Regions from separate parts of the Homo sapiens genome. Here region 2 is linked to region 1. A link is an interaction called in ENCODE POLR2A ChIA-PET data of the cell type or tissue named here. Cell type or tissue: HepG2. All regions are shown on one strand. Links, peaks and the distances in the headings refer to the core of each region. The heading gives the core; the rest is flanking DNA.

Region 1 (5,378 bases), core at 306-5,305:
CTGAGGTGGGCATATCACTGGAGCCCAAGAGTTCGAGACCAGCCTGGGCAACTTGGCGAAACCCCTTCTCTACCAAAAAATACAAAATTAGCTGGGTATGGTCGCACACACCTGTGGTCGCAGCTACTAGGGAGGCTGAGATGGGAGGATCACTTGAGCCCAGGAGGTCAAGGCTGCAGTGAGCCAAGATTGTGCCATTGCACTCCAGCCTGGGTGACAGAGTGAGACTCTGTCTCAAAAAAAAAAAAAAAAAAAAAAGAAAGAAAGAAAAAGGAAAACTACTACGCCAGGTAACCTGAACACAAGCGTCTGATGGCATCACTTAAATAACTCTGAGACCACACCAGTGGACTGAGTCAAGATTTCCAAACAGCTAGTAGAAAAACAGATGGGTTCGTGAGACTGCTAACACAGATCCAGCAGAACAAGAATTAATTACATAGGACTGAATAAACTGATGAAGGATGATTATGGGTTTCGTTTAAAATATTGCTGATGCCTTAGCGTCCTATTTTCTGGATATAAGGAACCCCTTTCTCTTTTCTCTGAAGCTATCTATAACTCACAACAATTTAAGGAGACTATGTTTTTGTAAACCGAAATAAACACTTATCTTTTTCTCCCCCGTCTTACTCCTCCAGAATTCAAAAACTCTTATTATTTTTATTTTCATGGCAATATAGTTATCTGCAGAGGTTCAATGAGTCTGCCTTCTAGCTGGAAACATTACTTATGCAACCAAGGCTTTGACTGGAATGCCACATTTGAAAATATTCATTTAATCAGGTATGACCAAATACTTCTAAGTTACAGTTGACTTTATGAACCAACGCTTACAGTCCTCTTAGGAAAACTGGCCTGGTAACTGGCTTACAGAGTTCCCAGCCTTGCAGGTGAATTAAGCAAGATCACTTCCCGGCAGGCTCAAAAATCCTAGAATATTTTGGGAACTTCAAGACAGGAATTCACCCAAATTTATAGGTATTACAAGTGAAACCTGATGGTCAGTTCTTGACTTACCTTTATAGTCTCAAGAGGCATTTTAAAGTCCAATCAGATTCCTTAAAAAAACTTTCAGCAAGGCAATATTAAAAGACCTATTATATGATAAATTACTATTATTGCTACACCTATGTAAATAATCAGGCCCAATCTAATGAGATCAACTTCTCAATGACTCTTATTCCATTGTCAACAGTGACTGATTTTGTTTTAAACAACAGGGAGACTGACCAGTGCACATCACAATTGCCCATTACTTACTCATTGACTTGGCTTGAATAAACTTTAGTCAGGATTCTCTTCTCCCCACAAATTCCTAAACTTTGGCTTGCCCTAAGCTTAAGAAAGTAGATGCACAACTTCTTCCCTCATTCTGACCATTAGCTGACTGCAGAAAAAAAAAAAAATGCTTTCCAGTTAAATAGTCCTGGTCATGCAATCTGCTCACCCCTACCTATTTGGCCCACATTCCCACAAAGTTCCTGATAGCCCTGCTTACTTCTCCTTTCTATAAAAAAAAAAAAAGCCTTTTTCGGTTTGATTTTGAAGTGTGTTGCAGATCCTGTAGTAAGCATGTCCTTCTACTGCAAAAATCCTTTCAAATAAAGTCTCTCCTTACCTAAGTCTAGCTTTGTTTTTGCTTTTGGGTTTGGTCACTTTTTTTTTTTTTTTTTTTTTTGAGACAGAGTCTCACTCTGCCATCCAGGCTGGAGTGCAGTGGTGCGATCTCATCTCACTGCAACCTCCACCTCCCAGGTTCAAGCGATTCTCCCTCCTCAGCCTCTCAAGCAGCTGGGATTATAGGCACCACCATGCCTGGCTAATTTTTTTGGATTTTTTTTGTAGAGATGAGGTTTCACTGTGTTGTCCAGGCTGGTCTCAAACTCCTAAGCTCAAGCGATCCTCTGCCACGGCCTTCCAAAGTGCTGGGATTACAGGTGTGAGCCACTGCACCTTGGCCTCAGCTTTGTTTTTATTTACAGTATAAGTACTATGACAAACTACCTATTTGCAAATGCCAAATTTTACATTAATATGTATTTCCCTCTATCAAAGTCATCAGCATCTCTTTCAAAACCACAAGAAGGCCCAGGTAAAATAAGGTACATACAGAAAGTCCTGCACGTAAAATTACTGTCCAGAGTACAAACAATCTGGCTTTAGTCATTCATCTTTCTGATTTATAAAACGAAGGAGTTGGCCCAGGTAATTTCTAATACCTCTTCTATTTTCTTACTCTAGATATGAATTTAGTAAAAAGATTTAACTGCAACAGGACGATTGACAGGGCTATTCAGAAACACGAGATACTGGTAAACTATTTAGTGCTTCTCCAGCAGAAAAACAGGAACTTAAAATATTTTTTAGGCCAGGCGCGGTGGCTCATGCCTGTAATCCCAGCACTCTGGGAGGCAGAGGCGGGTGTATCACCGAGCCCAGGAGTTCAAGGCCAGCCTGAGCAACATGGTGAAACCCCATCTCTATAAAAAATACAAAAACTTAGTTGGAAGGATCACCGGAGCCTGGGAAGGTCCAGGCTGCAGTGAGCAATGATCGCGCCACTGCACTCCAGCCTGGGTGACAGAGACACCAGCTCAAAACAAACAAACAAACATAGGCCAGAGTGGTGGCTCATGCCTGTAATCCCAGCACTTTGGGAGCCAAGGCAGGCAGATCACTTGAGGTCAGGAGGTCAAGACCAGCCTGACCAACATAGCCAAACCCCCTCTCTACTAAAAATACAAAAATTAGCCAGCATGGTGGCACACGCCTGTAGTCCCAGCTACTCAGGAGGCTGAGGCATGAGAATCACTTGAACCCAGGAGGCAGAGGTTGCAGTGAGCAGAGATTGTGCCACTGCACTCCTCCTTGGGTGATGAAGCAAGACTCTGTTTCAAAAAAAACAGATTTTTTTAACGTATCAAAAGCTGAGATTCAGAAATAATTTCTCAAGGTAAAGACTCCAATAATCAAACCCACACTCATTTGAAAGTATTTAATATATCCATACAATGGATTACTCAGCCATTAAAAGGAATGAAGTACTGACACATGCAACATGAATGAACCCTGAAAATGCTAAGTGATAGAAGCTAGACACAAAAGGCCACATATTTTATTCCATTTATATGAAATATTCAGAGTAAGCAAATCCATAGAGACAGAAAGTAAATTCATGGTTACCAGAGGCTGAGGGAAGGGAGAAATGGGAAATGTATGGGTTTTGAGGGAGCAGGGGATGATAAGCGTTCTGGAATGAGATAGTGGTGATGTTTTACAACCCTGTGAGTATACTAAAAGCCACCGAACTAGACATTGTAAAATGGAGATTTTTACTGTATGTGAATTATAGCTCCAAAAAACTTGGTTTAAAAAAGTACTTGACAGGCCGGGTGCGGTGGCTCACGCCTGTAATCCCAGCACTTTGGGAGGCCGAGGCGGGTGGATCACGAGGTCAGGAGATCAGACCATCCTGGCTAACACGGTAAAACCCCGTCTCTACTAAAAAAATACAAAAAAAATTAGCTGGGCGTGGTGGTGGGCGCCTGTAGTCCCAGCTACTTGGGAAGCTGAGGCGGGAGAATGGCATGAATCTGGGAGGCGGAGCTTGCAGTGAGCCGAGATCACGCCACTGCACTCCAGCCTGGGCGACAGAGCAAGACTCCCTCTCAAGGAAAAAAAAAAAAAAAAGTACTTGATAGAAAGGGCTTAATGAAAAAAAAAAAAGAAAGAAAGAAAAAAGTACTTGAGGCCAGGCATGGTGGCTCATGCCTGTAATCGCAAGCACTTTGGGAAACCAAGGCAGGAGGATCACTTGAGCCCAGGAATTCGAGACCAGTCTGAGCAACATAGTAAGACCCTGTCTCTACAAAAAAAAAAAAAAAAAAAAAAAAAAAAAAATTAAAAATGAGCCGGGCGTGGTAGCACGTGCCTATAGTCCCAGCTACTCTGGAAGCTGAGGCAGGAGGATCGCCTGAGACCAGGAGGTCCAGGCTGCAGTGAGCCATGATAGCATCACACCACACTCCAGCCTAGGAAACACAGTGAGACCCTGTCTCAAAAAAAAAAAAAAAACTAATTATATCAGTGCAATAGTTATATCCTAAAACCAGAAAACACGTTACATAGTCCACACCTTGAATTCAATCTCAGATATGAATATGCTGATTTTTTAGTAGTCTATTTAACATATCTAATCTATGCTAAGAAATCTTTATTTATTTATTTTGAAAGACAGGGTTTTGTCTGTGATATGGAGTGCAGTGGCATGATCATGGCTCACTGTAGCCTTGAGTTCCTGGGCTCAAGTGATCCTCCTGCCTCAGCCTTCTAAGCAGCTGAAACTACAGGCATGTGCCATCGTGACCAGATAATTTTTTAATTTTTTATAGATGTTTCCCAGGCTGGTCTTGAACTCCTGACCTCAAGTGATCCTCTCGCCTTGGCCTCCTAAAGAGATGGGATTACAGGTGTGAGCCACCATGACCCAGACTAAGAAATCTTTGTAATCGTTACAAATTTATAATTTAACTATAGCTAATGAACGATTGAGTCAAAACACAAAATGGCATTCCAAATAAATGTCATAAAAATTCACATCTTTTTATATTACTTTAAATGTAAAATTTACAGTGCTCAATATGTGCAAACCTCTGGTACATGGTGCATATAAAGGGGAAAAAGGTCTACTCTTCAAAAACTTTTCATCAAAGAGCTATTTCTGCATTAGCATAAATCTAGAAGGTTACAAATAAAGACAATATAATGTGTAGCTAAGAATTCATGGTAATGAAGTTCACTCGTCACCTTTCTCAGACTTGCAAAACATAGTATCTTTAAACTGGATATATGGATATACAGTACTTAAATTATACGTACCAATAAAGCTAATCATTAGTGAGGAAGACTCCTATCCCTTGCAGTCCTTTACTTGTAGTTTGGGTCTTGTAGTGATAAAACAATGACTAAGACCATTAGAGAAAATAGCCTCCTGGTTAAACATACATAATTTGATAAAGGTAGGTTTCCAATATTTGGGTGACTATTTTCTTGGGAAAAAAAAAATGACAGCTGTGTGCAGCAGGCTCACGCCTGTAAGCCCAGCACTTTGGAAGGCCAAAGCGGGTGGACCACCTGAGGTCAGGAGTTCGAGACCAGCCTGGCCAACATGGTGAAACCCCATCTCTACTAAAAACACAAAAATTAGGTAGGCATGATAGTGGGCGCCTACTAATCCCAGCTACTTGGGAGGCTGAGACAGGAGAATCACTTGAACCCAGGAGGCAGATGTCACAGTGAGCCAAGATCATGGCACGGCACTCCAGCCTGGGTGACAGAGCGAGACTCCATCTCAAAAAAAAAAAAAAAAAAAGACT
Region 2 (5,378 bases), core at 88-5,087, 55 kb after region 1:
CTTTATAAAGTCCTGATTAAAACATGTTTTGGAGATATAGATATATCTAACACATGGACCATAGTAGTCTCTTGTGAGTATCTGAATCAAAATTTTAGTATCTAGATAGCACCAAACTTAGAAAAGTATGCCCTTTTACAGAATTACAGGTTCAATTTCATTTGGCTGGACTACATGTCTTTCTACTTTAGGGTCCTAATGTCAGAATATGGTCGGACATGGTAGCTCACACCTGTAATCCCAGGACTTTGGGAGGCCAAGATGGGAGGATTCCTTGAGGCCAGGAGTTTGAGACCACCCTGGACAACAAAGTGAGACCCCATCTCTACAGAAAATAAAAAATTTGCCAGGGTTGGTGTATGTGCCTGTAGTCCTAGACGCTCACAAGGCCAAGATGGGAGGATTGCTTGAACTCAGGAAGTTGAGGCCGCAGTGAGCCATGAGTACATCACTGCACTCCAGCTTGGGTGACAGAGCAAAACCTTGCCTCAAAAAAAAAAAAAAAAAAAAAAGAAATATATCAGAATAGGCCCACTACCCCCTAGAAAATGTCCCCAAACGGCCTCTGCTGCTTCCTACTGCTGGCTGTCTTCTCACATCACTGACAGAATCATCTGTCTATTAACCCAGATATGTCATGCTTGGAACTGTGGAGTCTGTTTAGGACAGCACAATCCCGCAGTTGGGTCTGAGAATAGTAAAAATGTCACAAATGATCCACCAACTTTGGTGGAATTTTTTTTTTTTTGAGACAGAGTCTCGCTCTGTCGCCCAGGCTGGAGTGCAGTGGCGTGATCTCGGCTTACTGCAAGCTCTGCCTCCCGGGTTCTCACCATTCTCCTGCCTCAGCCTCCCGAGTAGCTGGGACTACAGGCACACGCCACCACGCCCAGCTAATTTTTTGTATTTTTAGTAGAGACGGGGTTTCACCATGTTGGCCAGGATGGTCTCCATCTCTTGACCTCGTGATCCGCCCACCTTGGCCTCCCAAAGTGCTGGGATTATAGACGTGAGCCACCATGCCCGGCTGGTGGAGTTTTTTTAACCTAAAAATTTTACTTCTGTATTAACTTTATAGCACAAATATTTTCTTCATAATACGGATAATCCAGAGGGAAGTTCAAAAGTGAAACAGATGGAGGAAGGGCAGGGGAAAAGATGGTCCCTTGAATTGGGGAGAGTAGAAGGTCTCAGGGTCCCCATGTCATGGCTTCCCTGTGCTGGTCCAGTGGATCTCAACTCGGCGGTCTACACAGCAGCACACCTGGGGAATTTAAAAAATACTGATGCTCCGGCCCTGATTGAACCAGAATTTCAGGGGACGGCCTATACAGCTACTGCTTAAATATCCATCCATGTATCCAGAGTCTGAAAAAAACCTTCAGATTCATAAACACAGAGCCCATCCCCATGTTGGAGAAGCAGAGCACGGTGATAGCCCCCACCATGAATACCAAGACCGGGGAGGGACTGGGCTTTTCCGCCATCTCCTCACTGTCCCATACGCTACCCTCAACAAAAACACAGGATAGTGTTAACAGAAGAAAGGGGAAGGACACTGGGCAGGTGCAAAAACATGACAAATATTTATTACAGTTAGTATAACTGTGCCTAAGGCTTAAAGTTCCGTGGTTTGTTTTTTTTTTGAGACAGAGTTTTGCCCTTGTTGCCCAAGCTGGAGTACAATGGCACGATCTCAGCTCACTGCAACCTCCACCTCCCGGGTTCAAGCGATTCTCCTGCCTTAGCCTCCCGAGTAGCTGGGATTACAGGCGCATGCCACCACACCCGGCTAATTTTTTGTATTTTTTGTAGAAACGGGATTTCACCATGTTAGCCAAGCTGCTCTTGAACTCCTGACCTCAGGTGATCTGCCCACCTCAGCCTCCCAAAGCACTGGGATTACAGGCATGAGCCGCCGTGCCCAGTCAAGGCTTAAAGTTCATACACCAGGCCTGAACAGCAATTACTTGCTGCCTAAGTCTTTTTTTTTTTGAGACAGTCTTGTTCTGTCGCCCAAGCTAGAGTGCCAATGGCATGATCTCAGTTCACTGCAACCTCCACCTCCCAGATTCAGGCGATTCTCCTGCCTCAGCCTCCCAAGGAGCTGGGACTACAGGCATGTGCCACCACACCTGGCTACTTTTTTTATTTTTAGTAGAGATGGAGTTTCACCATGTTTGTCAGGCTGGTGTTGAACTCCTGACCTCAAATGATCTGCCCACCTCGGCCTCCCAAAGTGCTGGGATTACAGGCATGAGCCATTGTGTCCAGACTTTTTTTTTTTTTTTTTTTTTTTGAGACAGAGTCTCCCTTTATCCCCCAGTCTGGAGTGCAGTGGCATGATCTCGGCTCACTGTAGCTTCCGCCTCCCGTGTCCAAGCAATTCTCCTGCCTCAGCCTCCCAAGTAGCTGGGATTACAGGCACATGCCACCATGCCCAGCTAATTTTTGTATTTTTAGTAGAGATGGGGTTTCACCATGTTGGCCAGGCTGGTCTTGAACCCCTGACCTCAGGTGATCTGCCCGCCTTGCCCTCCCAAAGTGCTGGGATTACAGGCGTGAGCCACTGCGCCCAGCCGCTGCCTAAGTCCTATTATAGTTCAGGACCTGGGCAAAGTTGAACTTGAACCTATAAGTAAACAAGGCTAGGGAATGCAGGATACAATACAGGTAGCAGTAAAAGGTGCGGGCATGTTTTCTTAGCTTTGAGTGAAGGGGAAAAAAATTGAGAGGGAAATTCCCCCCCCCTTTTTTTTCTGTTAATGTTGATATCTTATAATGTTGGACACTTTAAAGTAAATACTTATAATCCTCACCCCCACAGAAAAGTTTCACTTGTGTTATATAACATATACCCAATAGAATTGAGATATGATTCATAACCTATATGTGTGACTCTGTTTCTTAATCATAAAATGTGTGGTATCTGTCAATGTTAGAAGATGGAGCAGGGACTCCTCTTAGGGACCTGCCAGGTGCCCCCACCCCCACCACCACAAGCACGAAAATAAAGGACAAGTTTTGAGTTCCTTCACAGGAGATTCCAGGCACCTAGCTAGACTTGAGAAGTAAATGAGCAATCCAAGAAGAGAGCAGTAGGTGGGGCGTGGTGCTCACGCCTGTAATCCCAGCACTTTGGGAGGCCGAGGCGGGTGGATCACGAAGTCAGGAGATCGAGACCATCCTGGCTAACACGGTGAAACCCCGTCTCTACTAAAAATACAAAAAATTAGCCAGGCGTGGTGGCGGGCGCCTGTAATCCCAGCTACTCAGGAGGCTGAGGCAGGAGAATGGCGTGAACCTGGGAGGCGGAGCTGGCAGTGAGCCGAGATCACCCCACTGCACTCCAGCCTGGGCGACAGAATGAGACTCTGTCTCAAAAAAAAAAAAAAAAGAGAGAGCAGTAACTTAAAAAATAAGTCTTCTAAGCAAGTTAGAGTCACAAGCTATTTCAGTTGCCTGTAGAAACTAAAAGACAACATCTTAATGTATGTTCTTGAGTTGTTTTTTGTTTGTTTGTTTGTTTTTGAGATGGAGTCTGGCTCTGTCACCAGGCTGGAGTGCAGTGGCGTGATCTCGGCTCATTGCAACCTCTGCCTCCCGGGTTCAAGCCATTCTCCTGCCTCAGCCTCCCAAGTGGCTGGGACTACAGGCACATGCCACCACGCCCGGGTAATTTTTATATTTTTAGTAGAGACAGGGAATCACCATGTTGGCCAGGATGGTCTCGATTTCTTGACCTCATGATCCGCCCGCCTTGGCCTCCCAAAGTGCTGGGATTACAGGGGTGAGCCACCGTGCCTGTTCTTTGAGTTGTTTATCAGAAAGCTGGACCCCCACCAGATGAAAAATGCTGATCACTGTCACATAGACCTCAGATAAGGGAGAAGTAAGGACTGAACTCTGACTGTTCTGAATTTCTCCCTGAGCAGCCTGGAGGGAGTCAGGCCCACAGGCCAAACCTTAACATTCCTTTCCGATGACCCCCAGTTTTTAGACAAAGCCTTGCTCCTTAACCAACTCCAAATCAAAGAGTCTCTGAATCCAATTATGACCTGTAAGCTCCTGCTTTGAGACATCCCACTTTTTGGTGGCCAAATCAATGTATAACCTCCATATATTGATTTACTATTTTGCCTGTAACTTTTGTTTCCTTTTTTTGAGACAGAGTCTCTCTCTGTCGCCCAGGCTGCAGTGCGGTGGTGCGATCTCGGCTCACTGCAACTCTGCCTCCCGGGCTCACGCCATTCTCCTGCCTTAGCCTCCCAAGTAGCTGGGACTACAGGCACCTGCCACCATGCCCGGCTAATTTTTTTGTATTTTTGGTAGAGACGGAGTTTCACCGCATTAGCCAGGATGGTCTTGATTTTCTGACCTTGTGATCCGCCCACCTCGGCCTCCGAAAGTGCTGGAATTACAGGCCTGATCCACCATGCCCAGCCTCTTTTTTTTTTTTTCCCATTTAAAAAATATTTTTGGTCAGGCACGGTGGCTCATGCCTATAATCCCAGCACTTTGGGAGGCTGAGGTGGGCAGATCACCTGAGGTCAGGAGTTCAAAACCAGCCTGGCCAACATGGCAAAATCCTGTCTCTACTAAAAATACAAAAATTAGCTGGGCACGGTGGCACACACCTGTATTCACAACTACTTGGGAAGCTGAGGCAGGAGAATCACTTGAACCTGGGAGGCGGAAGCTGCAGTGAGCTGAGATCATGCCACTGAACCCCAGTCTGGGCAACAGAATATGACTCCGTCTCAAAAAAAAAATATATATATATATATATATATATTATATATATGTGTGTGTGTGTGTGTGTGTGTGTGTGTGTGTTTGTGTGTGTATTTATTTATTTATTTTTATAAAAAATAGAGACAGGGTCTCACTATGTTTCCCAGGCTGATCTTGAACTGGGCTCAAGCTATCCTCCTGCTTCCGCTTCCCAAAGTGCTGGGATTACAGGTGTGAACCACCTGGCCAACTTCTGCTTTCTTAAACATCCTTACCTGTAAGTCATTAGGGAGTTCAAGTCTTCAGCATTAGTTTGCTGCCCAGTTCTCCTTGCCTGGCACCAGGCAATAAATGCCTCACTTCCGCTTGCTGTAAATCCCAGCGTCAGTGTTTGTTTGTTTGTTTTTCCTGTGTGCTGCGTAAGCAGACCCAAGTTCAGTTGGGTAACAGCTAGGATTCTAAAGGTTAAGGGAAGCAAGTGAACTTTGTTTTGGCTTTTTCCCACTACACCAGAGATAAACCAGTACAGGGAGTAAAGTCCCATTTTTACAGGCTGTATATGAGAGGACCTGTGTGCAGTGCAGAGCAGCTGCTGCTCCGGGTAGAAAAGTCTTGCCTAAAGATCAAACAATCAGTATGTCACT

Evidence for each region. Peaks named below come from ENCODE experiments on the same cell type or tissue, not always from the same donor. Only the 100,000 strongest peaks of a DNase experiment are listed, where the experiment ranks them.
Region 2: POLR2A ChIA-PET joins it to region 1 with 6 read pairs; 13 of 35 experiments call an interaction of 5 or more read pairs at or near these places.

The regions. Positions count from the first base shown.
Region 1 is chr12:12,253,908-12,259,285 of GRCh38, forward strand. All of the region lies in intron 1 of LRP6 (LDL receptor related protein 6), which reads right to left. Among named protein-coding and RNA genes, the nearest start is that of LRP6, 10 kb to the right of the region's middle. In HepG2, for the core only: no CTCF peak of the experiment used is centred there; a DNase peak (open chromatin) is centred at 2,524.
Region 2 is chr12:12,308,985-12,314,362 of GRCh38, forward strand. No RefSeq gene overlaps it. Among named protein-coding and RNA genes, the nearest start is that of MANSC1, 39 kb to the right of the region's middle. In HepG2, for the core only: no CTCF peak of the experiment used is centred there; DNase peaks (open chromatin) are centred at 2,637 and 3,977.